Regions from separate parts of the Homo sapiens genome. Here all the other regions are linked to region 3. A link is a loop called in an ENCODE intact Hi-C map of the cell type or tissue named here. Cell type or tissue: GM12878. All regions are shown on one strand.

What was found. Hi-C counts contacts between places; a loop is a spot of excess contacts. Peaks named below come from ENCODE experiments on the same cell type or tissue, not always from the same donor. Only the 100,000 strongest peaks of a DNase experiment are listed, where the experiment ranks them.
Region 1: a loop joins it to region 3, with 8 times the contacts of the local background. A loop is called at or near these places in 3 of 110 quality-filtered maps.
Region 2: a loop joins it to region 3, with 6 times the contacts of the local background. A loop is called at or near these places in 4 of 110 quality-filtered maps.
Region 4: a loop joins it to region 3, with 3 times the contacts of the local background. A loop is called at or near these places in 3 of 110 quality-filtered maps.
Region 5: it touches region 3 in a loop (4-fold over the local background); 6 of 110 quality-filtered maps call a loop at or near these places.

What each region holds. Positions count from the first base shown.
Region 1 is chr1:183,687,002-183,692,001 of GRCh38, forward strand. It overlaps a transcript of RGL1 not described here. Among named protein-coding and RNA genes, the nearest start is that of APOBEC4, 36 kb to the left of the region's middle. In GM12878, no CTCF peak of the experiment used is centred here; a DNase peak (open chromatin) is centred at 2,940.
Region 2 is chr1:183,908,947-183,913,946 of GRCh38, forward strand. RGL1 (ral guanine nucleotide dissociation stimulator like 1) reads left to right here. Exons shown (of 18, transcript NM_001297671.3): 15 at 3,136-3,322. Among named protein-coding and RNA genes, the nearest start is that of RGL1, 110 kb to the left of the region's middle. RefSeq lists enhancers at 2,666-2,755, 3,232-3,401. In GM12878, no CTCF peak of the experiment used is centred here; DNase peaks (open chromatin) are centred at 2,575 and 3,545; H3K4me3 peaks cover 1,039 bases; H3K27ac peaks cover 4,701 bases.
Region 3 is chr1:183,839,799-183,844,798 of GRCh38, forward strand. All of the region lies in intron 2 of RGL1 (ral guanine nucleotide dissociation stimulator like 1), which reads left to right. Among named protein-coding and RNA genes, the nearest start is that of RGL1, 37 kb to the left of the region's middle. RefSeq lists an enhancer at 1,990-2,039. In GM12878, no CTCF peak of the experiment used is centred here; DNase peaks (open chromatin) are centred at 1,941, 2,893, 3,663 and 3,894; H3K4me3 peaks cover 1,920 bases; H3K27ac peaks cover 4,398 bases.
Region 4 is chr1:183,602,594-183,607,593 of GRCh38, forward strand. No RefSeq gene overlaps it. Among named protein-coding and RNA genes, the nearest start is that of NCF2, 15 kb to the left of the region's middle. RefSeq lists enhancers at 1,641-1,935, 2,087-2,176. In GM12878, no CTCF peak of the experiment used is centred here; DNase peaks (open chromatin) are centred at 1,768, 2,148, 2,388 and 4,807; H3K27ac peaks cover 3,676 bases.
Region 5 is chr1:183,895,322-183,900,321 of GRCh38, forward strand. It overlaps RGL1 (ral guanine nucleotide dissociation stimulator like 1), which reads left to right. Exons shown (of 18, transcript NM_001297671.3): 10 at 2,487-2,576; 11 at 4,829-4,915. Among named protein-coding and RNA genes, the nearest start is that of RGL1, 93 kb to the left of the region's middle. RefSeq lists an enhancer at 2,801-2,960. In GM12878, a CTCF peak has its summit at 2,879 (motif pointing left); a DNase peak (open chromatin) is centred at 2,370; H3K4me3 peaks cover 1,089 bases; H3K27ac peaks cover 4,850 bases.

The DNA.
Region 1 (5,000 bases), 150 kb before region 3:
AGCGTGACATCAATCCATCAGCACATGCTGATTCTAACTACGTTTCCCTAACATAAGTTCATCTCTTACCTAGGCTAACATAATCACATCCCAATTGGTTTTCCTGCTTCCCCTCTGTCTGTCATCACCATTATGTGCTATTCTATTACCTTTTTATTTTTTTCATTATATTTAACAATATCTGGTATTATTGGCTTTTGGATCTATTGTCTGTCTTACTTTCCTTCTAGAATGTAAGCTCTGCAAGGCAGAAACTTTTATCTTGTCACCACTGAATCCCCAAGACCTAGAACACTGCTGGCAGGTAGGTTTCGTGTTGAACCTGTAAACAAACAAATTAATTAATAGAAGAAGTCTGGTGCTTGTTCAGTAGTTGGGAATTCAGGAAAATTATTCCTTTGCTGGTTTTCTCAGCGCTGTTTTGTATAGCGTTGAAAGAACTGAAAAACTTTTATTTAATAATGTGTTCTTGAGATTGATATTAGAGTCTTATTATCTTAGATATACAGTATCACTTAGGCCTTGCTGAATGCATTTTATGCTCCCTGAGATCTTTTTGGGAGATTTTCTGTGGAAACCTGAAAAGGAAACCATCACAGTGCTTTCTCAGAGAAGCAAGGCTCAACAAATGACTGGGAAGAAACTTTTGCTGGTTGAGAGAGGTATTCAGTATGTGCTTCAACAATGATGTAAAAGGGAACAAAGAGAAGTGAATGCAAAACATCTTTATTTGCTTTGGACTGCCCTTCTTCCACTAAGGCTAACTTTGAATAAAGAGGAACTCGATACCGGGCCAATGAATAAATTTTTAAAACTGGAAACTTAAAATGAAGGTTTGAGGATCCTGAAATACTATATATTTTAAAAAATCAATGATTCTTTTAAGAAATGGAAAACAAAGTGAGGGAAGAGTGGGTAGAGAGATTGATTGGTCATTCTATATCTAGTGTAATGGAAAAGGTATTTTGTGTCAGCAAGATCTGGGTTTTGATTCTAGTCTTGCCACTAGCTGGCCACATGACCTTGGATGTCTTGCTTCTGAAATCTAGGCTTGTTATTTCTGTTGGTGGTTTAGGATGATCACATGAGATGAATCTTGGGAAATAATTCTTACAATTATAAAGCACAATACAAGTGTAATATATTATCCTGATTATCATTATCTCACCATTCTAGTATGAGGATCCAGGGCTTCATTCTCTTGATGTTTTCAACTTTGTGGTCCCAGAACTCCAATGGCTACAAAGATGCCAAGATCTGAACTCAGAGATTCATGAAACAGCTCTAAATAGTTTTAAATTACTTCCTTGGGAAATTTTTGCTTGCTTATGTGTATCTGAGATTAACAACAGTAAAAACACCTTTTATATAGCACCATCAGTGAGGCTTTATGTCTTTATTATAAATTTTGGAGCATCCTCCAGGCTCTCAAAATGAAATCTCTGGATCTACTGAAGAGAGAGAGAGAGAGAGAGACAGCAAGGACTTTCATGTCTTTAAAAGCAATTACAGGCTCAGGTCTCTGAAAAAGTATTAAGTGCCAAGACTGACGCCTCTGCAACCATTTATTCTTGACATTTTTTCAACTTTTTTTTAAGCCAGACTATTGATGCATTTTAATACCATTAGTATTTGTTAAAATTAGTTCAGCAGTATTATTAATTTGTCTTCTTAAAATAAAAGGCAGGAAAACAGTATTATGCATGTATTTAAATAAGTCCCCTTTCCAGATATTGGAAGGTATGTTTTTAAGTATTCTGGAGAAAAGTCATTTTAAAAAAATTTCCAAGCAGACCATTTTGCTTTAGAAATATTGAAGATGCAATATGTGAATCATATTTGGATTTTAAAGCAGGATATTAAACTTCACAGTAAAAATGATTCCATAGTTGTTAAAGTCCAAAGAGAGGTTTACGAAGCCAGCAGACAGAGAAACTGAAATTCACTTGGAGAGGTAAATGACACAGGAATGGAAACATTGAATAAATAACTTTACAGCAATTTTTCTTGATGTTATTTTATCCCTTAAAGGCAGACAGATCATTAAAATTAAAATTGTATTAAAAATATTCTCTATAAAAATATATAACCCAATAAAATGAATGTTGAGTCAGCCACGTGTATTTCTTTCCAAACCCATAATTTGGATTTGGATTGGATTTCCAAACCCACAATACTAAATTTATTTAGTATTTTGAAATTCATATTTGCTAGGCAGTGCATCTTAGTAAATTAAAAAATATATATTCCCATTACTTAGTTCATGTAAATAATCCTAAAGGTGAACTGAATTGGCCTTACTGAAATGGAGGCTCATGCCAGGGCTGACCAGGGAAGGTGAAGAGAGGATAAGAGACATTTTATCTTCATGCATTTGTGTCTTTGCATTTGCTGTTTCTCTCCTGGATGTGTTTCCCATCCTGGGTCATTTGCTTAAATTCATACCAATTTTTTTTAGCATCTATTTCAAGCACCCTGTTCTCCACTATGACTTCACTAACATTTCTAGATAGATAGTTGCTCCTTTCTATTGCTGCCTTGTATGTAACTCTGTTATTGCATGTAACACATCATCAATAATTTGCTTACATTTCTGTAGCTTTTGTATTTCCAGTACCTACCTTAGTGCTTGACATATAGTAAGAACTTAATAAATGTCTGCTGAGTGAATAAATAAAAAAGTGAGTGATAGCTCCTGATCACTGCATAACATAGATACAACTCATAAAGTTGTGATTCCTGGCCTCATCCTTGTGGGGCAAGTAGGGGTGGTGGGACAGAGGCTACCCAGAAGATGAACAGAGGGATGGGTTGATTATGCAATAAAAAACATTCATTCAGCTTCTGGCACTGTGCCAGGTGCTGTGGGGGAAACTGCAGAGATGTGAGGTACATTGTATCTGCTTTCAGGGGTTTACCAGTTAGGTTTAAGGGCCTAATTTACCTGTATGAATCATCTAGAGGGAAATTGAAGGCTAAGTTGTAAGACTTGACTGTGTGTCTATGAGGAAGTTAGAAAAGTTAGAAACCCACATGAGTTGAAGGAGCTTGGAAAGGCTTCATGAGGAGCCACAAGTTAATTTGGGCTCAGCAGTATTGACTGAAGGAAGGGCTGATGAAGTGGCAAGCCTTGGGCTAGGTGGGAGTTGAATGGGTGGCTGTGTGGGAATTGGCTTGTGGAGCAGTGTTTACTCTGGGAGACCACAGACACTTTCTACACCTATGGATGGATTTTAGAGATGCTTTGAACCCCTGGAATTATTTGCAAAATGTTGTATGTATGTTTATATGAGCAGTTTTCCAGGGAGAATTCTCAGCTTTGAAAGAAGTAGATGCAGATTTTAAAAGAATGTTACGTTTTGTAGTTGTAATCACGAATAGGTAGCATTATCATTATTTATCTTTTCATGAAGTCTTAAAGAAAGGGAAAAAGGAAGAATTCGATGGGGTAGGGAGGTGAAGGGAGGAGGGAGATTCAGGCTAACAATATAGGTATCAATATTTATTAAATGATCTTTCCCTGAAAGTGTATCACTAACATGCTGTATCTTTAGCTGATTGTCAAAAGAGATCATCTAAGCGATGGAGGCTACACTGCCTGTTTGAGAGAAACTACTGAACTAAAAGTGAATGAAAATGTATCCCATTGTTGCCCAAATGAAAATATACTTAATTCAAAGGCAGAAATAATTTTTAAAAATTGTTAGTGCTAGAAAGATGAGGTACTTATAAAAAAAAAAAAGAATGTATTTCAACCAGATCATGTAAAAGTATGCCCATTCTCCCACTGATTTTTCTTCTACTTGTTAATAGTTTTGCTTTTTATACTTAGCACGTTAGCATATTTGAAGTTTATGACATCAAGTAGTGACTCAAGTTATTTTAATGGAAAGCAAGTCATGTTAAGATCACTTCTTGAACAACTTATGCTTTTGTCATTGACATGATATGCCTAATTGAGGTTTATGTTGTATATATCCTGATTGGGGTTCACTGAGATTTTTGGATTTGTAGATTAAAGTATAAATTAAATTTTGGAACTTTAAAAAATAAAAATAAAAAATAAAAATAAAAATTGTTAGTGCTTTAACCAGCAAACATTATTTTTTAAGGATTATTCTATTTAGGTTTTTGAATGTAGGGATTTGCCTCATAATGAAAAATCTGCATTTCATCATAAAAACTGAATAAAATGAACATGACTTGGTTATTTGCCATAGATGCGGATTCTTTTAATATTGGATGCTCAGTTTGTATAGAAAACATTTGGATTGGAGCCCCTCTTTGGGCCATTGCCAACTAGAGGTTAACATACTAATATATCAGAGATAGGAGTGATGGATTTCTACTTCTGGGTGAGTGTTACGCTATCACATGCCCTGAAGTGATAGCTCTATCATGTTGCAATTGTGAGTTAAGGAGGAAGGAAAGAGATCTATGAAAAAATAAGCTGTTCCTTTGTTTCCTGGCTTGTTCCAAAAAGGATTGCAATAAAAAAGAGTTTCATATTATTGGTTTATGTAATTGATAAGAGCCCAGTAATTGAGGAACAAAAAAGTTGTTAAGTTTATGCAAACGAATAATACAAAAGGGATTTTCCCATAATTCTATCTTTAGGAGAGTAATTAATTGGATAATAGTTAAAGAAGATAGTAATGTTGAGAGAATGAATAGGTATATAAACCTCAATTATATCTTAAACATTAGTAAGCCATATTTTTACATAGAATTCAGTTTAATTGGAGGACCTGAGAAATTTGTTGACACTGGAAACTTGTGCATTTTTGATTTATAAACCTGAAATATGCATAACTAATGTTAATTTAATAATGTTGAATTTTAATAGCCTTAAAGTCAAGCATTAAGAAAAATGCTCAGATCATACAATTTTATGAAAAATAGACTATTCAACTCTTAATGATTCAACATAAAGGGCCACTTCAGTGAATGTTCAAAATGTATTATCACTTCTGTGGTGATCTAATCTTATTTATTGAATC
Region 2 (5,000 bases), 69 kb after region 3:
GGATCCTCTGTCTTCACTGACACAGACAAGTGGTCAGTCCTATGAAAACATTTACTGTGAAATCCAGAGAGGGCAGGACTGTGAGGGTGCTATGCCCTTCACAAAGTGTGGTAGGTACTCAGTACATCTCTTACTAGTAAAATCTTGCTGGGATAACCCTTGGTATCTGCAGTTGAGTTTGGGCATCTATTATGAAAGCAGTTCATATGCCCCCATCTTATTTCTTGTACATACAAGGGTGTTTGCATACCATTATTTTTCAAAAGATTTCATGATCTTCTTAGCATGTTTACAAATCTGGGAAATGCATTTTTGCTGTTCCCACATTCAATGGCTCATCATTCCAAAGAGGTTGGAGAAAACTTTGGGTGCTTAGGCCTAGTTTGAAAGTTAGAGATGCCTACTACTGAGCCAGAATGAACCTTCACAACGCAGGACAAAGCAGGACCTTACTGAATTGTAGAAATGGAAGAACCCTAGAGACTCTGAGATAATGGATGGAGGACCACTAGTTGACATCCTTTCAAGATCTACCTTTGTAATTTATGAAGCAGTAAGAAAGGGCATTATTTTTGCTTCTGTGATCAGAGTTTAGCTCATACCCCTATAGTCCCTGTAATGCTCCTGTAATGCTTGAAGGGTCATAAAAGGAAGACAGGGAAAATGGGGCTGGAGATAGCAGGGTAGAGATAAGGCAGAGCAAAAATATGCTTGAGCTCTTGGAATTCAAGCATATAATTCCGAAAATATTTAATAAAAAATCAAGTTCACCTTCATTGTTTCTATTATTGTTGTTATTTTATAGTCAGTACTTGTTTAGGTTCAGCCCACGTGCTAGTTGCCTTGCATGCCGTTCCTTCTTAATCTGACTCCCGCCCTCCTTTTACCACTACTTGTGGTGTAAATCTGTTAACGGTAAACCTTCTCAGTCTTAGTCTGAGAAAGTCTTTATTTTGCCCTCCTTCTTAGAATTATATTAGACGGGTATAGAATTCAATACTGACTGTTACTTTCACTCAGCACTTTGACGATATTATTCAGTGTCTTTTGACTTCCATGGTTACTTTTGAGATGTGTGGTATCTGCTTAATTACTATTCCTCTGTTTTATGTTCCCACTCCTGTTGCTTTTCTTTCTTCTTTCCTTCCTTCCTTCCTTCCTCACTCGCTCTCTTTCTTTCAAAAGAGTTTTGCTCTGTCGCTTAGGCTGGAGTGATCTTGGCTCACTGTAACCTCTGCCTCCTGGGTTCATGCAATTCTTGTGCTTCAGCTTCCCAAGTAGCTGGGATTACAGGCACATGCCACCACACCTGGGTAATTTTTTTGTATTTTGGTAGAGATGGGGCTTCACCACGTTGCCTGGAGTGGTCTTGAACTCCTGAACTCAGGCAGTCAGCCTGCCTCGGCCTCCCAAAGTGCTGGAAGCACTTTGAGAGCCACTGTGCCTGGCCCCCTGTTGATTTTAAGAATTTCTTTTGTCTTTGATATACCAGTTTAAGTGGGAGTTTAGTCTTACCCTATTCAGGACATGGCTCTTGGATGGGAGGATTCCTATGGTTCACCAGTTCTGGAATCCTCTCAGCCACCATCTCTTCTGATATGGGCCTTCTTCCATCCTCTCCATGTCTTCTGGAACTCCTCCTACACATACCTGGGGCTTTCTTACTGCTTTCTCCATATCTTTTCACTGTTCTTTCTATGTCTTTATCTTTTGATGATGATTTTTGAGGATTTTCTTCAGATCTGTCATCTAGTTCATGATTTTTTTCTTCAAGTTATTTAATCCTTCCACTGAGGTTTTAGTTTAAGTCACCACCTTTTTCACTTAGAGGTGAAATGTTTTTCAAATTATCTTCTTCCTTTATTAGGATGTCTTGCTCTGAGCTCCGGTTTTCAATTTCTTCTTTTATGTCTTTAATATTTCCTAACATACTTATTTTGCAGCTTGGCTTATAGTAGACATGCAGATATTTGTTGGATGAATAAGCACATTATTAGTTTTGTTCTGACAGTTCTCAAATTTGAAGTTCTCAGGAGTCTAAGCCTGCTTTTTGTTATGCCTGTTGGCTCTCTCTTTCAGTGGAATATTTCCTTGTGTGTATTTTGTAATTTTGTATCACGAGTTTATCTTTATCAGGGGATTCTCTGAAGCCTGGGCTGAAGGTATATCCCTCCCGCAAGATTTTCTTTTTTTTTAAGAAAAAATCTAGTTTACTAGCGGTGTCACCGGTTGAGAGTTTCTAACCCCATAGACCACATAAATAGCAAATTGGAGTGAGGCACAGACCCAGCTCACACATGACTTCATAGGAGACATTTTTCTTCTTTCCATGCTCAGGCAAGAACAGTCTCCCTGTTGTCTTCCTATGCTAGTAGAAAGATATTTTTCTGGCCTATCTTTTTAGTAAGGGTATAGCCCTTTGTGGGCCCTGGCTGTATATAGTTTTGGTTCTAACTCCTCACCATTCATAAACAGAAACCCTCATCTTTGGGCCCTGGGTGTGCATTAAAACCCATATCACTATTTTGCCAAGATTGGGGCCTCCCACTCCCCCACCAGAGCAGCTGCAGAACTAGCTCGCGTGCTTCTGGTTTTCAGTTCCTTTTTCACTTAAGGCCTGTAGGGATTTCCCTTCCTATCTTGCAAGCTCAACTAAAAAGAGTTTTTAATATTTCTTATCTAGCTGTTTTATAGAGGAAGCATTTAGGATACTGTAGTTCACAGATTGTTGGAAATAGAAGTCTTCCTCCTTGGTTTCTTACCCAAAGCAGTGCCATCCCTTCTTTGCCTGTGAAGATCATTTTATGGTAGGAAGTGATGGGGGTATGCTGATGGTATCTTGATCCTGCCAAGGTGGTCCATAGACTGTTAAAATGTAGAGGACCATTGACCTAGAAAGACTTCAGATTAGTACTGAATAATCTATGTGTTCTTTGAAGTTGGAAATACTCTTTTGGGACAAGATGTTTACTACTATTTGTTAGAAACTTTATAGCGAATGTCCTCCTAAAATAATAATGACAGAACACACAAGACTGAAAAAACATCAAGGGCTTAATCAACACAAAATATTTGCCTAATCATGGATTCCAGATTTGTAACAGCCCAAATGCTTGGCATTCTGTTTTTTTCCAGACTGTTTCTAGGGTCTGACATGATCACCAGTCCCACTCCCACCAAAGAGCAGCCCAAGTCCACTGCCAGCGGGAGCTCTGGTGAAAGCATGGACTCTGTCAGCGTGTCATCCTGCGAGTCGAACCACTCAGAGGCTGAGGAGGGCTCCATTACTCCCATGGACACCCCTGATGAGCCTCAAAAAAAGGTATATACTCAACCCTTCTCATAATTCCTAATGCAGGCACCTACATGCTCTTTGCCACACCACAGCAAGGAATGTCTGTTTTTAAGTGGATCACTCTATAGTATTTTGAAAGTCATGTTTTGAACAGGCATCAAAAGAAGAGTTCAATTTGGGGACATACTACTAATAGAAACAGGTGTAAAAGCACTAAGCAGTTTCGTTTATTCATTTGGCCTTTGAAATATTGTTCTATACCCACCTCTTAAGGCACTGGAGTTATTTAGGGGAAGTAGGACTTCTTAGAAAGAGCAAAAAGTCAGAGATGGAGATGTGTCAGGTTCTTGGTGCCATGTTTTGTCTTAGCCAAGCATTTATCACAATAATGTTGCATTGCATGCCACTCCAAAAGTCAGTGACTTAAAACAACCACTATTTATCTCTCTTATGTATCTGCTGGTTGGCTGATCTAGGTTGGGCTTGACACTAGGCCACAGATTTGGTCCAGGTCTGTTCCACTTGCCTCTCATTATTGTTGGAGTAACGGGCTACCCAGGGCATGCCCTTAGCATGCTAAGACGGACAAGCAAGAGGGCAAGCCCACTCGCAAGCATATGTCAAGCCTTTACTTGAGTCGTATCAACCAACATTCTATTGGCTAAAGTAATCATGTGGCCACATTCCACATAAGTAAATGAAGCAGAGAAATAGGCTCCAGTTTTAGTGGGAGGAACTCTGAAATCACAGTGCAAAGGGCACAGCTGCAGGGGAAGATGAGGGATTGGTAACAAGGATACATTCTCCCATGTTGGAAAAAAGGAAACTGATGAGAGGTGATAAAAGAATTTCCGTCGAGTTTCTATTTTCTGTGACTGCATAAATAAAAATTTAAAAACCAAAATATCTTAATCTTAAGATCTTAATTAAGACCAGTCTTCTTTTTTTTTTTTTTTTTTTTTTTTTTTTGAGATGAAGTCTCACTACTCTGTTGCCCAGGCTGGAATGCAGTGGTACGATCTTGGCTCACTACAACCTCTGTCTTCTGGGTTCAGGGGATTCTCCTGCCTCAGCCTCCCGAGTAGCTGGGATTACAGGCATGTGCCACCATGCCCGCATAATTTTTGTATTTTTAGTAGAGATGGAGTTTCACCATGTTGGCCAGGTTGGTCTCACACCCCTGACCTCAGGTGATCCACCCACTTCGGCCTCCCAAAGTGCTGGGATGAGCCACCGCACCCCACCAATATCAGTGTTAATCTTCTGTACACATCTGCTTCAATCTGTTGGTTGAAGGGTTTGGATCAGAAAGTCAACTATGACATAACTAGAATTTGCACCATTTGGGGAAGGTTTCTGGCTAACCAAGCTTACTCAATAGTGACTTCTGGCTCCTTAGCTTATGGTTAGGTCAGTAAGGTAGAATGTTGGCAATGGTTTCATCCCTTGGTTTATATCTGCTGCTCTTCAAGGGGACATGTGTGTTGCTTCACATGGTGTTAAAACAACAGTGGTAATCCTGGAACCCTCAAGTGACTTTGTCATAATGTAGCCAATCCAGGAAAAGCATCATATTCAGGATTCATCAAACTGAGATGACTAATTTGCTGCTCTAGTTGGATTTCTTAGCTTTCTGCTTTGAAATCCAGGGGATACAATCATTCATGCTCTAAATATTGAAAGAAAGCCTTCGTGGACACCTACG
Region 3 (5,000 bases):
CATTTTCCCCCTGTAGTGGTGGAAAGGTATGATGCCTTTCCTCACCCATCATAAGGGTCATCGGTAACTCTCCTATAACAAAAGACAGGTTAACAAGAGAAAAGCATAACAGATTTCTTTAATCAAAGTTTTATGTGACATGGGAGCCTTCAGAAATAATGGCCCAAAGAGCCAGAGGAAACTTTCCATTTTTATGCTTAGAGTCAATGAAGAATGGACAGCCATGTGGAAATGTGATTGGATGAAACGGGTATGATCTAATGGTAATAGACTAAGGGGGAACCCAGCAAGGCCTGTCTGTTCAGATTCTTCCTGGCCACTCTTTGTAGTATTCTTCTTTCCCCCTGGGTGTGGGCCAGGACCCCTATGGAATGAGGGTCTTATGATCTACTATCAGACAAGGTAGGTCAGAGAATTTATGGTCAGCTTCTAAACAAAAAGGTGAGGGAGGTTAGAGCAATATTTCCAGGCTTTAAGCCTTGCTTTAGGATAAGAGGGGGTTCTAGTTTCTATGACTCACCTTGGGAAGGAGGAATCCTGGTTTCTATGATTCACTTCAAGGGAGAAAGAAGTGTAGGAGACAGGAGGGCAGGAAAAGGTCAGAGAATTTGCTTCTGAGGCTGCTTCTGAGGCCTTCCAATTCCTTTAGTTCAAAGTCCTCAGCATGTCAAAGTTCCATACTTTGGGATAGCGTTTTCATGACTTTTTTAATGCTTGTTTCTCTGCCTGCTGTGCCCTCCCCAACATAGTTAACTCTCATTCATTATGTGAAACCCAGTGCAGGCCAGGTATGGTGGCTCATGCCTGTAATGCTAGCACTTTGAGAGGCCAAGGTGGGAGAATCGCTTGAGTCCAGGAGTTTGAGACCAGCTTGGGCAATATAGCGAGGCCTTGTCTCTAAAAAATAAATAAATAAATAAATAAATAATAAATAAATAAATAAATAAATTAGCTGGGGTGGTGCGTGCCTGTAGTCCCAGCTACTTGGGAGGCTGAGGTGGGAGGAATGCTTGAGCATGGGAGGTTGAGGCTGCATTGAACCCTGATTGCACCACTGTACTGCGGCCTGGGCAATAGAGATGGACTGCATCTCTAACAAACAAACAAAACAAAACAACCCAGTGCAGACAGAACCTACTTAAGAAGCCTTTTCTGACACCTCCTTTACACTGGGCCCCTCTTGGTGCTTCCCTCCATGTCTTGCCTCTCTCTCCACCATTTTACTCACATTTTATTGTAATGGTTTCTTTGTGTCTGTTTCCTTCACCAGACTGAACAACTTGGTTGCCAGAACTGCATGCTATTTACCTTTATATGTCTAGTACCTTGCACAGTGCCTGGCACATAGTACCATTTAGTTAATATGTAGCTGAATAAGTAGATGAATAAATGGAAAAGACAGCCATTGTGTATGTGCTAGTAGCATAAAAATACAGGATACACAATTACATTTCAAATTCAGATAAATAACAAATAGGTTTTTTTAGTATGCATAGATCCCAAACATGGAATGGGACATACTTATACCACATAGTATGTAATTATTCATTATTTCTCTGAAATTAAAATTTCACTGGGCATCCTGTAATTTATCTGTCAACCCTAACCTAGCAAAAAAGTGACTTCCCACCCAATATTAGGTTAGCACAAAGGTGATTGTGACAAGTTTTGGTTTAAGTTTTGTTAAGTTTGCCACTATTTTTAATGGCAAAAGCCATAATCACCTTTGCACCAACCTAATAAAAGTTCACACAAGGCAGAACCTCATGTTGAGCTTGACATCATGGGCCCTAAAGTATTTTCTAGACTTTACCTTAACATCTCTGAGTGTCCTGTGTGTAAATAGTCACTGTAGTACTCAGGTGTATTGGCCTTGTCATGTTCTGCTGGGTGTCATTACATACATGATTTCTGCTGAGAGAATGATGCAAATTTTGTTGCATGGCAAAGAAATTTATGCAGTTGAGTAATATGGAGAGATGAGCAGAGCTTATTTGTGAGTCAGCTTGTGGGTTTTCCTATACAGGTGGAGTATCCTTAATCTTAAAACCGAAATTCAAAGTGCTCCAACATCCATGCTTATTGCAGTGTTTTGCAGTTTGGATTTTCAGAATGGGGATACTTGAATGGTAAGTATAGTGGGAATATTTCAAAATCTGAAAAATTCTGAAATCCAAACCACTTTCAGTCCCAAGAATTTGAGATAAAAGATCCTCAGCCTGTATTGTGGTGGTTTGTTGTTGCTGGATAGTGGTTGTAGGGCATATGAAAAGGAAGCATAAAACTTACTTTTGGTGTTTGGGGATGAATGTAGGGATTGGGTGTGGGTTTTAGATTTTTGGAGGGAGTTAACAGCTGGAATAGTACTCACTATTTACTTTGCTGCTCAGGCCAAGATGCCTGAGAACTGATATACTGAAGAGTGATCATGGTGTGGAGGACTCCATACTGTCTCCATCCTAATGAGGTTGTTTGCTTAACACGTTCCCTGTTAAACTATCAGATGACTGAATTATTATTTTGATTGAAGGGACTTTTTTTTTTTTTCAAATTAGAAACACCCAACTGGTTAACAGTTTATGTTTTAGAAGGTGAAAGAGTTTATTTTTCCATGACTGGAAACGGAATTGAAATATGGCATCTTTCATCTCTCACATGCCCTTTTTCCTCTCCGTCTCATGCCAAAATCGATAATTATGGAAATTACCTGGTAGGACACTTGGGCACAGTTTTAGATATTTACCCCATAGGACTCAGACATGTTCTCTTAGAAAAAGCTGGATTCTAAAGGCACAAAGATCAACCAAAAAAACAAACATGAAACATTTTTGTGGTCACAGTACCGTGATCTTGTCAGTAAAGCGACGGTCTATGATTAAATCCAGATTGAGCTGTTTCCTGTTAGCGTGCTAACCCACAGGACAGGCTCAGGCCTCCGTGTCTTGCTTTCTAAGTCTGGGTTATTAAGCACTTGTCTGACAAGGGTTCCACCCCTTTCGTCTTCAACTTAATAATTCAAAGTTACTAAGATAATATAAGCAAAAACAGGTCCTAAAGTCTCTTAAAACACTTACAGACCTATAGGAATCTTTTCTTGCAAAAATGAAACTTTTAACATTTTAGCTTCTCTTGTCGGGCCATATGGCAGAGTATTTTTTGTGTTTCCCCTCTGTACAGTTTCATTTCAAAATAATTTCAGTGGTAAGCAGATCATTTTAAGTTTTTGTTTCATAAGAAATGTACTCTATTTGAATGTTGGCAAATTAGAAGTCATCAGATCTTTCCCCTGCCATAATAAGCAGGTATTAGGATATTTAGCAGTTCTACAGAAAATGACATTAAGCAAATTCTCTGATAACTTAACATGCATTGTTATTTTGTGTGAGAATGATTGTAGGCACAAGAGCAATTCTATACTTATTTTATGATATTGTCATTGATGTTCACTTTGAAAATTATTTTTTAAATCTAAATTTTCAAAATATTTTATTAGTCTTCTGTTAGGTCATATGTGGTTCTTCCTAATGCACAGATGCAAACCCTGAGGAACAAATACTGTTAAAGGGACTTACAGGAATCATGTATGCATATTGAAATTTTTTCCGAGTAAGAAAGTACTGAAAGAGAGGGGCTGGGTTAATGAGAAACATAATTCCATTCCCAAGGGAGAACCCTGGCTTTCTGCCAAATCTCTGCTTTCTGGCAGGAAATGGGACCCACTTCATCAGGTCCTTTGACAAGCATTTTTCTCTGTGTTTGAATTTTGGGACACGTCAATACTCGGTGAAAAAATAGTTCTTTTAAATAATCATCACTTTTGATAAGAAGGATTTAGAATTAAAGTAGAGTTTCCATTGTAAGTAAAATAAGAATCGTCAAATTTCAACATTGTTTGGTAAGGGAACACTGTTATTATCACAAGGCGAGGAAGCTTGATTTAAATCAGAGTTTGACTATCCCTAACCACTGAGAAGCCATTCCTTTTATTGTTGTTAATATTTAACATTGAAGTATATTTTCATGTTTTTTTTTGTTTGTTTGCTTTTGAGATGGAGTCTCGCTCTGTTGCCCAGGCTGGAGTGCAGTGGCACAATCTCCAGCCCACTGCAACCTCCGCTTCCTGGGTTCAAGTGATTCTCCTGCCTCAGCTTCCTGAGTAGCTGAGACTACAGGCACGCACATTACACGTGGCTGATTTTGTATTTTTAGTAGAGATGGGGTTTTACTATGTTGGCCAGGCTGTTCTTGAACTCCTGACCTCAGGTGATCCACCCCCCTTGGCCTCCCGAAGTGCTGGGATTACAGGCGTGAGCCACCGCTCCCATCCTGAAGTATATTTTCTAACTGCTACTTTTGAATATCATGCAGGCTGACAATTATTTTGGCCAGGTCTTTTGAAGTGACAAGGTACAAAACACAAAACATCCTGACATTTTTGTATTAATAAAGAGATCAAAGGAATACACATTTGAAAATAAAAATTAACATTATATTTTATAATGTTTTGATTTTTCTTTTTTAAATGAAAAGTGGTAAATATGAGTTAAGTTTTAAATGCATTACAGTAATTTAATAAGCCAAAATTTTTCAAAGTATGTGCATTCTGAAGTTCTGCAAGATGCTCTCAGACTAAAGAGAAATCCATCTGGAAATGCTGCATACCATACCCCTCTCTTGGAGTTGAATAACACCGTTGGCATATGAGAAATTCTGCAGTAAAGAGATATCATTGACTTTGTTGAACTCTATAGTTCCCAAACTTGACCATAGGAGTTTTTTTTGGAACTAGTGTTTTACGGCACACACTTCAAGCAACAGTGAACCAAATAATTAATAACATGTAGAATTCTAAACCATATATCTTTTTCACTTATTGTTTCTGATAAAGTTAATTGGAACTTCTGGGGAACAGATGGGTACTACAAGGTTTGTTCTAAAACTACATATAGAGTGATAAAGAACAGCTATTAGACCCTGATCTGAGTCAACAGTCTTAAGAG
Region 4 (5,000 bases), 240 kb before region 3:
TCTAAGGAAGCTAAAGCTTGGTCACTTCTGCTGTGGTCTGGAGTCCCCTCTGCTGACACCATCTGTCCCAGTGCTATCTCTCTCATGGCCTTCTCTATAGGATGCTCTCAATGTCACTCAGGAGAGTGGCTTTGGGAGGCTAGTACCAACTTCCCCTGGGTATTCTGGGGGGTCTTCACTGATCAGAGCCTGGGTCTGGAGGCACCTTGGTGATGTTTTTCCCCATTAGGCCCCTGAGCTCTATGGAAGCACTTAACTGCCTGTTCCCCGCTTATTCTGTGTTTAGACCAAGGAAGCAACATGCCTGGGGTCTGAAATCCTGGATTCAAATCCTGACTGTGTTTTGTGCTACCCGAGTGAACTTTCACAAGTCCCTCCAATTCTCAAAAGCTTCAGTTTCCTCATCTGCAAAGTGATTATAGAGCAATGCCTAACTTGCTGGTTTATTGTGAGACTGAAATTTATGACAGAAAAATGAGCATAGCCTTTGTTTGTTTCATGGGGTGTTAGTCCTCTGTCCTGACATTCCCACCTCCTACTCCAGGCTGACTTGAGCGAAGGGTTCATAGAGTGCTGGGTACCACCTCCTCAGCTGGCCTGTGGACACTCAATTCCACCTCTGTCCAAACTCCAAGCAGTTTTCTCTCAGCTGCAGTTTGCTCTGTAGCCATTTCATCCTTAGAATTCCTAGCACGCAAAAGGTTTGCAGAATAGTTCATCACACTGCAGTACTATTAAAGCCATATAGTTCATGACATAGTCCAGGGTCATTAAATGCTGTGGAAGTCCCCTTTCACACAGAACACTGGACTTTCTACTTTAGAATTGATTGTCATTTGTCACTAAACAGTTTCTCATACTTCTCCGCCTCCCTGTTTGGATTGTCTGCTTAGTACAATCTGCTTAGTAAGTGGACATCTCTTTTTTTTTTAATGGAGTTTTGCTCTTGTTGCCCAGGCTCGAGTGCAACAGCATGATCTCGGCTCACTGCAACCTCTGCCTCCCAGGTTCAGGCGATTCTCCTGCCTCAGCCTCCCAAGTAGCTAGGAGTACAGACAGGCACCTGCCACCACGCCCGGCTAATTTTTGTATTTTTAGTAGAGACGGGGTTTTACCACGTTGGCCAGGCTGGTCTCGAACTTCTAACCTCAGGTGATCCGCCCGCCTTGGCCTCCCAAAGGGCTGGGATTACAGGCGTGAGCCAACGCACCCAGCTGTGGACATCTCTTTATTATATCCACTGCTTTTCCAGATTCTCTCTTGCTCTCTCCTTCCACTTCTGTCCGCTGGGACGTAGAATGGTGGAAGGAAGATGGGGGAGAGGTGTCCTGAATTCTAGAGAAGTGGTTTCTAGCAGAGCAAAGAAACATACAAGAAGCTATTGCAATATTTCAGGCAAGAAATAATGCTAAGGCAGCCACAGGAAGAGAGGATGGATGTGGATAAATGCCAAATACAATGTGGCATTTCACATGGAGACAAAGGAGAGTGACTGGGAGGCTGGTGACACCCGTGACTGCCACAGGAAATGGAGTGGTAACCTCATCCACCCCTACACTTTCATACAAGTGACTCTCAAGGCATGCTTCTGGCCATATTGTCTCCCGAGAGCAGAAATCTGAAGACAACTGATATGGCCTTTAATAAATGGGGACTGAACTTTGGGGAGGCCCTAATTAAAGACAGCTGGAGCCCTGGGGAAAAGGAGCCAGTGGAGACTGTGGGAAAATGTCAGAGAGGCAGGAGGAAGGTGAGACCACTGCGGTCAGCCACATCTGACTCAGCTCTTCAAGGAGGGAGGTGGACGGTGCGGAGAGCTGCTGGAGGGGAGGGGAAGCTGAAGACCATGATGACGTCATGGCCGAGCTGGGGCAGTGGGCAGAGGAGGCGGAAGTCAGGTTGTGAAGAGCTGAGGAGATAGTGGGGGCTGAGAGGATAGAAGGGCTGGATGCTCTCCCTGAACTGTGAAAAGGAAGAAATCATGCTGCCCACAGGTGGAGTAGCCCAGGAGAAGGGCAACCCTGGGTCTGCAGCCCCCGCCCCTCTGCCTCTGTGTCTTCCTCACACTGGGCTCCCAAGCCTGTGTAGGCTTGAGTCTTTCTGAAACTTTGGTCAGTCTGTGGTAACACCTTTCCCATGATGAAACATGTTTTTTCTTCCCCTTTCTGCATCTTCATTAGTTGCCTTCCTCCTAAACAGAACTCGGCAGCTAAATTAGGCCAAAACCCCAACTCATTTCCAACAAAGTTCACCAAATAAGCTGAGAAATCTCTACGGCCTCACAGGAGTCAGTGTCAAGTCACAGGGACTCAGGGGCTCTTCAGACCCCAGCTGCACGGAGCCGAGGTCTGAGGTAAAGAAGCAGCCATGTTCCACATGCACTTCCCCTCTTCCGGACACAGAAGTTAGGATGTAGGACGTGCCTCAAAGGCAGTGTGGATGTGGAGAGGAAGTGATGGCTGCAGCCAACCAGCGTTAAGTCCTCCCCAAATAGGTGTGCGGAAGTGGGAAGGGCACACGTCTACCCATGTTCTCTCTTTACTTTAGAGAAGGCTGGGGAACAGAAGGCTGAAACCAACTGTGTGCAGAGTTCTCAGGCCTCTGCCAAAAATGAGCAGGACCTGCCCGACACCTTCTCCGCTACAACCTCTTTTTCTACTGTCACTGCCCATTGTCATGGTGGCTCCCCAAAGGTGAGCCTGAGTCCATATTTGCAAGCTTTGCCCTGAAGACAATTATATATCTGATTGCTGTGGCTGCAGAGGCTTAGAATCCTTCAGGGGCAGGAGAGGTCCTGGCAGTAACAGTTATTCTCTATAAGTTCTTATGTGCCAAGAAAGCTCTGAAGTGCTTGATATGCATCATTTCATTTGTTCCTTACCCAAATCCATTGATAGTAAAAGAAGCTAATTCTTAGGTTAAGTATTAATCACTTGTTTAAGGTTACAGACCTCATAAATGATGAGGATTAAACCCAGGTTTGTCTGACTCTAAAGCCAATCTGTGCTCTGTAGAGAAGAGGGAAAGAGAAATTGCCACCTCCCCAGCATTTCATTGAATCTAAATACATTTTATTTTTTTCTTTCCTGGAATCCAAAGCATGTCAAAGACATTTCAGCCATAAACCTGGTTATTTTTTCCTATTAAGAACAAACATGATGGGCCAGGCACAGTGAGTGGCTGACCCGTGTAATCCCAGCACTTTGGGAGGCCAAGGCAGGCAGATCACTTGGGCTCAGGAGTTCAAGACCAGCCTGGGCAACATGATGAAACCCCGTCTTTACAAAAAAATACAAAAATTAGCCGGATGCAATGGCATGTGCCTGTAGTTACAGCTACTCAGGGGGCTGTGGCAGGAGGATCACCTGAGCCTTGGGAAGTTGAGGCTGCAGTGAGCCGTGGTGATCCTGCCACTGTACTCCACCCTGGGCGACAGAGACCTTGTCTTGAAAAGCAAACAAGCAAACAAACAATAAAAGCAGAGATGCTATTCTGCCTAGGGCAGGGAATGACTTGGCCCTTAGAAGTGTTCTAAAATTCTGATCCATGACCTGATAGACCCAAACCCTTCTACTGACACAAGTACAAAAGCTGTCATTTCTTGAGGGTAGCAGGGACTAAGGCCAGAACTTGGCAACTGGGGAAGAGGTTGGGAGCAGGAGAAGTCAGCATGAGAGCCTGCTAGGGCACATTGTATCTTGAGGGACTTCATACTTGAATTCACAGCCTTGCCTCCTAACATTTAAAAGTTTAAATAAACTAGAAATGTTTCCTTACCATGGGGACCAAAACAAGTTTCTGTAAAGGTAAATACATGTAAAAATAAATACAAAATAGCCATGGATATGAAAGCATGGTTAAGGAAAGCATGGATATGAAAGCCATGAAAGCATGGATAAGGAGGGACTCCTTTTAAAAATGTCCAAGACATTTGGAATTTGGAGTTCCTGGCATGGTGCTGTGTTTTTCCTGTTTGAGCTGTGGTGCTGGCCTCCTAAGAGCTCACCCCATTGCCTCAGCCTCAAAGGTGCTGGCTGAAGGGAGCTGGGCCTGTAGCTCCATCCATGCTGTCAGTGAGCTCCCTGGACCTAACTGCCTTTTCAAATCCCATAGGGCCACCTGCACGTTCCCAGATTTCTTCCCTGGCTTGGGCTGGGACATCTTGACAGAAAGGTAGGCAGCGGGGGGCAGGTGTGCCTAGCACTTTGGGAGGCTGTAATCTCAGCACTTTGGGAGGCTGAGGCAGGAGGATCACTTCAGCCCAGGAGTTCGAGACCAGCCTGAGCAACAAAATGAGACCCTGTCTCTACAAATAAAAAATTAAAAAAATTAGCCCAGTGTGGTGGCACACACCTGTAGTCTCAGTTACTTGGGAGGCTGAGGTAGGAGGATCTTGTAAGCCAGGGAGGTTGACGTTGCAGTGAGCCATGATTGTGGCACTACACTCCAGCCTGGGCTACAGAGTGAGACCCTGTCTAAAACAAACAAATAAAAGACAAAAGAAAATCTAGGCAGAGGATCTGATTGTCCTGCTCTTTAATAGTAGGACTGGAGTTTGGTGCCTTCTAGCTTTCCCGAGATTATTTGTGAAACTACAAATAAAGTCCTGCTAATGTAATTTGCCAAAGCCACATAGAGACACTCAACTACTTAGATTTTCTCTGCCTGAGGAAGAAGCAGATGAATCTTGGCACCCTGGGACTTTCATTTTAACTCTCTGGAAAAAATCTGTGTCATCTGCTGATGTTCCCACTGAGCTGTTTTCAGATTCTAGGTTCTAGAGCAAACTGGGTACCAGCTGGACACCCAGACACACAGTGGGGTTGGCCTACCGGGCCTGAGGAAGAGCACCGCACAGTTCACAAACAGGAAATGTCCTTTTGCAGAGGACTTTGGTTTTTTTTCAAGATAGAGTTCTGAGGAAGAAAAAAATGTGTTTAGTTGACCATGAAGTAGCTTTAAATATCAGATACTACCTACTCAATTCAGGTAACTAATTA
Region 5 (5,000 bases), 56 kb after region 3:
GGTAGCTGAACTCTGCTAAAGATGGTTATAAAGAAAAGGTGAGACTTAAGCAAGCCATTTGCACTAAGAGACGGAGAGGGAAGAGAAGGGCAGAGGGGGAGATAAAAGGAGAGAGAGAGGGAGAAGGAGATTGATGGAGGAAGAGGGAGATTTGGCATTTATCCAAACATAGGTGATGATTAAAATCATGAGATTGGATAGTATTTCCAAAGACATGAGTACAGCAGAAAACAAGAGGATAACTTTGACAAAAAGAAGAATCACTAAGAGAATATGAGAACAGCAGAGGAGGCAGGGGGAGAGAATGAGTGATACAGTCACAAAAACCTATGAAAACTTTCAAGAAGGTTCAAGGGATTGGTGTTGTGCGACATTGCAGAGTAGGAGATTTGGGGCTGAGGAAGGAAAAACTGAAACTGCTGGATGTGGCAGGTAAGTGGATTTTCAGTTGACACCTCATTTGGAATAATAGGGACTCGTCGGTCTTTTTAGATCTCTAGCAGGGATGGAATCTCATTCTCATGAAATCATAAAGTCATGGAATCAACAAGTCTTGTAGCTCCCCATCTCAGGCGTTTCTCTCTCCTATCTAATGAGGAGGTTGTCTTAAGTGCTCTTTTGAGATCCCTTTCACCTCTGTTATTCTGTGATTCTTAGGAGCCTTTGAACTTTTCAGAAATTCTCTTTAGGAATTTTAGCCATGTCTACAATAACTTATGATACATTATTCCTCTGCCCATAACTGACATACTGGAGGGAGACCAGAAGGACCTACACACCGGAAAGAGGTGGGCACTCTTATTCAAGTCAGACATAATTGATTTCTCACTCTAAGCAAATTCTCAAGAATTTCGGAGGACTCACAACTATCTAGCACAGGAAAGGCGCATATTAGGCTGCTTTCTTTTTTTTAGAGGTGGGGTCTCACTATGTTGCTCAAGTTGGACTTGAACTCCTGGGCTCAAGCGACCCTCCTGCCTCAGCCTTCTGAGTAGCTAGGATTACAGGCGCATGCCGCCATGTCCAGTATAGGCTATTTTCATTCATCCCTGTGAAAAACTATGAATGGGAGATCATTAAATAGTGGCTCTCTTTATTATCATTTGTGATGGGAAGAACTTAAATAGGTAATGAGTCACTGTGGGTTCTGTCCCAGTAGTGTACCTGGGACCTGAGTTAAGGCTGAGAGATGGAACATGTTGATGCTCTATCACTATCAGCAAGGCCAAGCCACTGAAAAAAACCCTTTTGTGGTTGTACAGTAGTGGAAGGTCACGTGCTATGGTAATACATAAATCTCAGGAAAAGTGACTAAGGAAAAACTAGTGTAGAAGTTATATACTACTGAATTGTGCAATTTACCCCCCCATTCATGCAGTTCCTGGAAAATGAGAACTTAACAAGACCCCAAAACCGCAAAAGCACTTAATGTTCAGTCAGCAAACTCATGATTACTCATTATATAGAAGAGTTTGTTGTTACAATAGACAGGAGGAGAGAAAGGGTAGCCATGTGTCCTCAGGCACCAGGAGGAAGGATTGATTTGTAAGAGTTCCAAACCTGAGAGGCAATTTAGAAGAACTGACTGGGGGCTGGGGATGTGTGAAAGTTCGACTTTTATGGATTGGTCATGTAGTACAATATTGGACTTCCTCAGAAAACTTCCGGTGCAAAAGTTTCATTTAGCTAAGAAATGCTACAGAAGTAGTCCCTTTCTTTCACAGAATGCTGGCACATCCATTTCAGGCCAAGATCGAGAAATCACAAAATGTACTGAGGAAGTCGATCTTTGTTTTCAGGATATCTGATTACTTTGAGTTTAATTTGGGATCTGTAAAAATGTCTTCATTTATGAGAATTGCCTGGCTTGTATTGATGATTGCTTTCATAACCAAATCAGGTGATCTTCTTACAAAGTAAGGGGAAGGCCAGGTGTGGTGGCTGGCTCATGCCTGTAATCCCAGCACTTGGGGAAGCTGAGGCAGGTGGATGATCTGAGATCAGGAGTTCAAGACCAGCCTGGCCAACATGGCGAAACCCCATCTCTACTAAAAACAAAAAATAAAATAAAATATAAAAATTAGCCAGGTGGTGGCGCATTCCTCTAATCCCAGCTACTCGGGAGGCTGAGGCAGGAGAATCACTTGAACCTGGGAGGCAGAGGTTGCAGTGAGCTGAGATTGCGCCACTGCACTCCAGCCTTCCCAGCAGAGTGAGACTTCGTCTCAAAAAAAAAAAAAACAAAGTTGGGGGAAGAACAAGAAAATCCAAGTCCACCAGCCTCGTTATAAATAGGCAACTTGCAACAAGCCAGCCAAGTATTTGCATAATATACATCGTGAGAGCCTGCTGGAGGCCTCTTCATTTTGCATGGTGTTCCGAGCGAGAGTTATGCAGGGTTGTGTGCGAGAAACTAGATGCCTCTTTACTTCTTACCATTGTGGCATCCTGTATCAATTCCCTCTGTGTGCATTTCTGTTTCTCAGGAAGGAACCTCAAAATTTGCAAACCTGGACAGCAGTGTGAAAGAAAACCAGAAGCGTACCCAGAGGCGGCTGCAGCTCCAGAAGGACATGGTATGTCTGGCCCTCGTCTTCCCTGACAGCTCACAGAGGAGAAGGGCCGTGTGCGTCTGGGCTCCCACATGGCACTGGCACCTTCAGTCAACAGGGCACCCAGGCTTTCAGAAAGGGTCTCCCATTCTCTACCCCATTTGTTCTCAGCAGCCCTGGGAGGTCTATAGGAGAGAGATGATTACCCTCATTCAACTAGTAGGAAGTAAGCACTGGGTGGCAAATCCTGTTTTCTGGCAAAGTTGTTTTCTGAAGGTGAGGGGGAGTCTACAGCAGGTCGACTTCCTCCCTCTTGCAGTCTCTTCCGCCCCCTCCTGCACTTAGAAGCTGCTCCACCTTGGCCTGAGGGCCTCCTGAGCTTCCTACTGTAGTCAGCTTCTGATACATGGTGACCAAGGAGAAAGAGTGTCTTCTCCACAGGGCCCTGGTCCTTGTACTCAGAGATCTTTTCATTTGTTCTAATCTAGCCATTGCCCAGCTCTCCTTACTAATCCCAAGGCTAACCAAATCTTTATAGTTTTTCAATATTTAAAGGAGCATCATGCCTCCCTCCTGAAGACTGAAAGATAGGTATTATCAACTTTAGCTTCATTTTAAACTTCTGACTGTTAGCATAAAGTGTGGAAGACCAGAGGGAGGAGATTAGAGACTGACAAACTCTAAATATTCTGCTTTAAGAGGGTTTTCTCTTTCTTTGGAAAGCTCAACGTAAGTAAGAAATGTTTTTGAATGATAGGACTCTTCCGCAACATGAAGCCTATAAAACATTCACAGTGTTACAAACTTTTTTGGTTGTTCAAAGACAAGCTAAAAATAGCTGTTACCAAAAAAATAGATTATTTTAGTACAGGATGAGACCTTGTACACAGAATGGGAAGGACACACTGCAGCTGACAGTGAGTTCCTGAAGGACAAAACCCTCCTTGGTATGAACCTCACAAAGCAGTTCTGGCTGAGGAAGCAGCCAGCCTCATGTCAAGCAGCCTGGCTTTACCCTGTTTGAGGCTTTGTGTTCTGCCAAAATTTCCAGAATTGGCTTGATGAGATTTAGGATAAGGGATCCATGGGGACCGCTTTTTACTTTTCCTTTAGGATGTTTAGTGCCTTGGTGGCTTACTGAAGAAGAGAGATGATTTTAAAGGAGATTTAGTGAAATGAATATAGTGTATCCCTGCAGTTGTAGGTAGAAGTGCCTCCACCTTCATTTCCAACTTTTTATTCTGGAATAAGTTTAGATTTACAGAAAAGCTGCAAAGCTAGAAGTGCAGTTTCCCTCATTGTTAACATCTTCTAAAACCATAGCACATTTGTCAATACTAAGAAACTGACACTGGCATAATACTATTAACTAAAATCTAGACTTTGTTTGGATTTCACCAGTTTTCCACTAGTATCTTCTTATCTGTTCCAGGACCCAATCCGGCATACCAACTGCATTTTGTTGTCTGTCACCCCTGTCTCTTCAGGTCTACGACAGTGTTTTCTTGACTGTTTTTTATGACCTTGGTTGTCTTAAGGGGTCTATCCAGGTATTCTGTAGAATGTTCCACAGTTTGAGGTTGTCTGCTGTTTTCTAGTGATTAGACTGAGCTTCTGGATTTTTAGAAAGAATATCACAGAGTAAAGTGCCCTTCTCATCACATCACATCAAGGAGTGAATGAATGGTTTCAGCGTGACATCTGGTGTCATGTTGATGGTGACACGAATGATGTTGATCTTTATTACTTGGTTAAGGAAGAGTTTGCCAGGTTCTTCCTCAGAAGTTACTGTTTTTCTCTTTCCCTCCTCTATTATTTGAGAGTTAGTCACCAAGTCTAGCCCAAGGGGTTATATTAATAGTGATGCCCCATGCTTTTGTGGTACATACTTCTCTGTGTACAACAGCCAATGGTGAGGCAATGACTATCCAGTGCCATCCCCAACTACCAGGAATGTCCCCATGCTCTGAAAGAGAACAGACATCCTTCTCACTTGAGCCAAAGCAAAACATAAACCCCACAGTCAACACTTTTGAACAGATGTGTATGATCTCCTGGCTTTGAGGCTTGGTTTTCATGATTTCACAAGTTAGATATTAGATCATGGAGTTTCTATCCTATTTGTGTAGAAATTTAAAAAATGTTATTCATGGAGGTTAGCACCACTGGCCCGCAGTTAGGCCTTGAATACATCCATTTGCTCCAGCTTGAAGATTCCTAAAACCCCTCAACTTTTCAATGACAATAAAGACAGTTTTGCTTTGGATGCTCTTCAGGGTGTGATGCAGGGAACTGTGCCCTACCTGGGCACCTTCCTGACTGACCTGACCATGCTTGACACTGCCCTTCAGGACTACATCGAGGTGAGTTCCATGTGGGTGGTGTGATCGGGCCTGCAGCCTTCCCACTGGATACCCTAAAGAGTAGTTAACTTCTCTTAGTATCTTT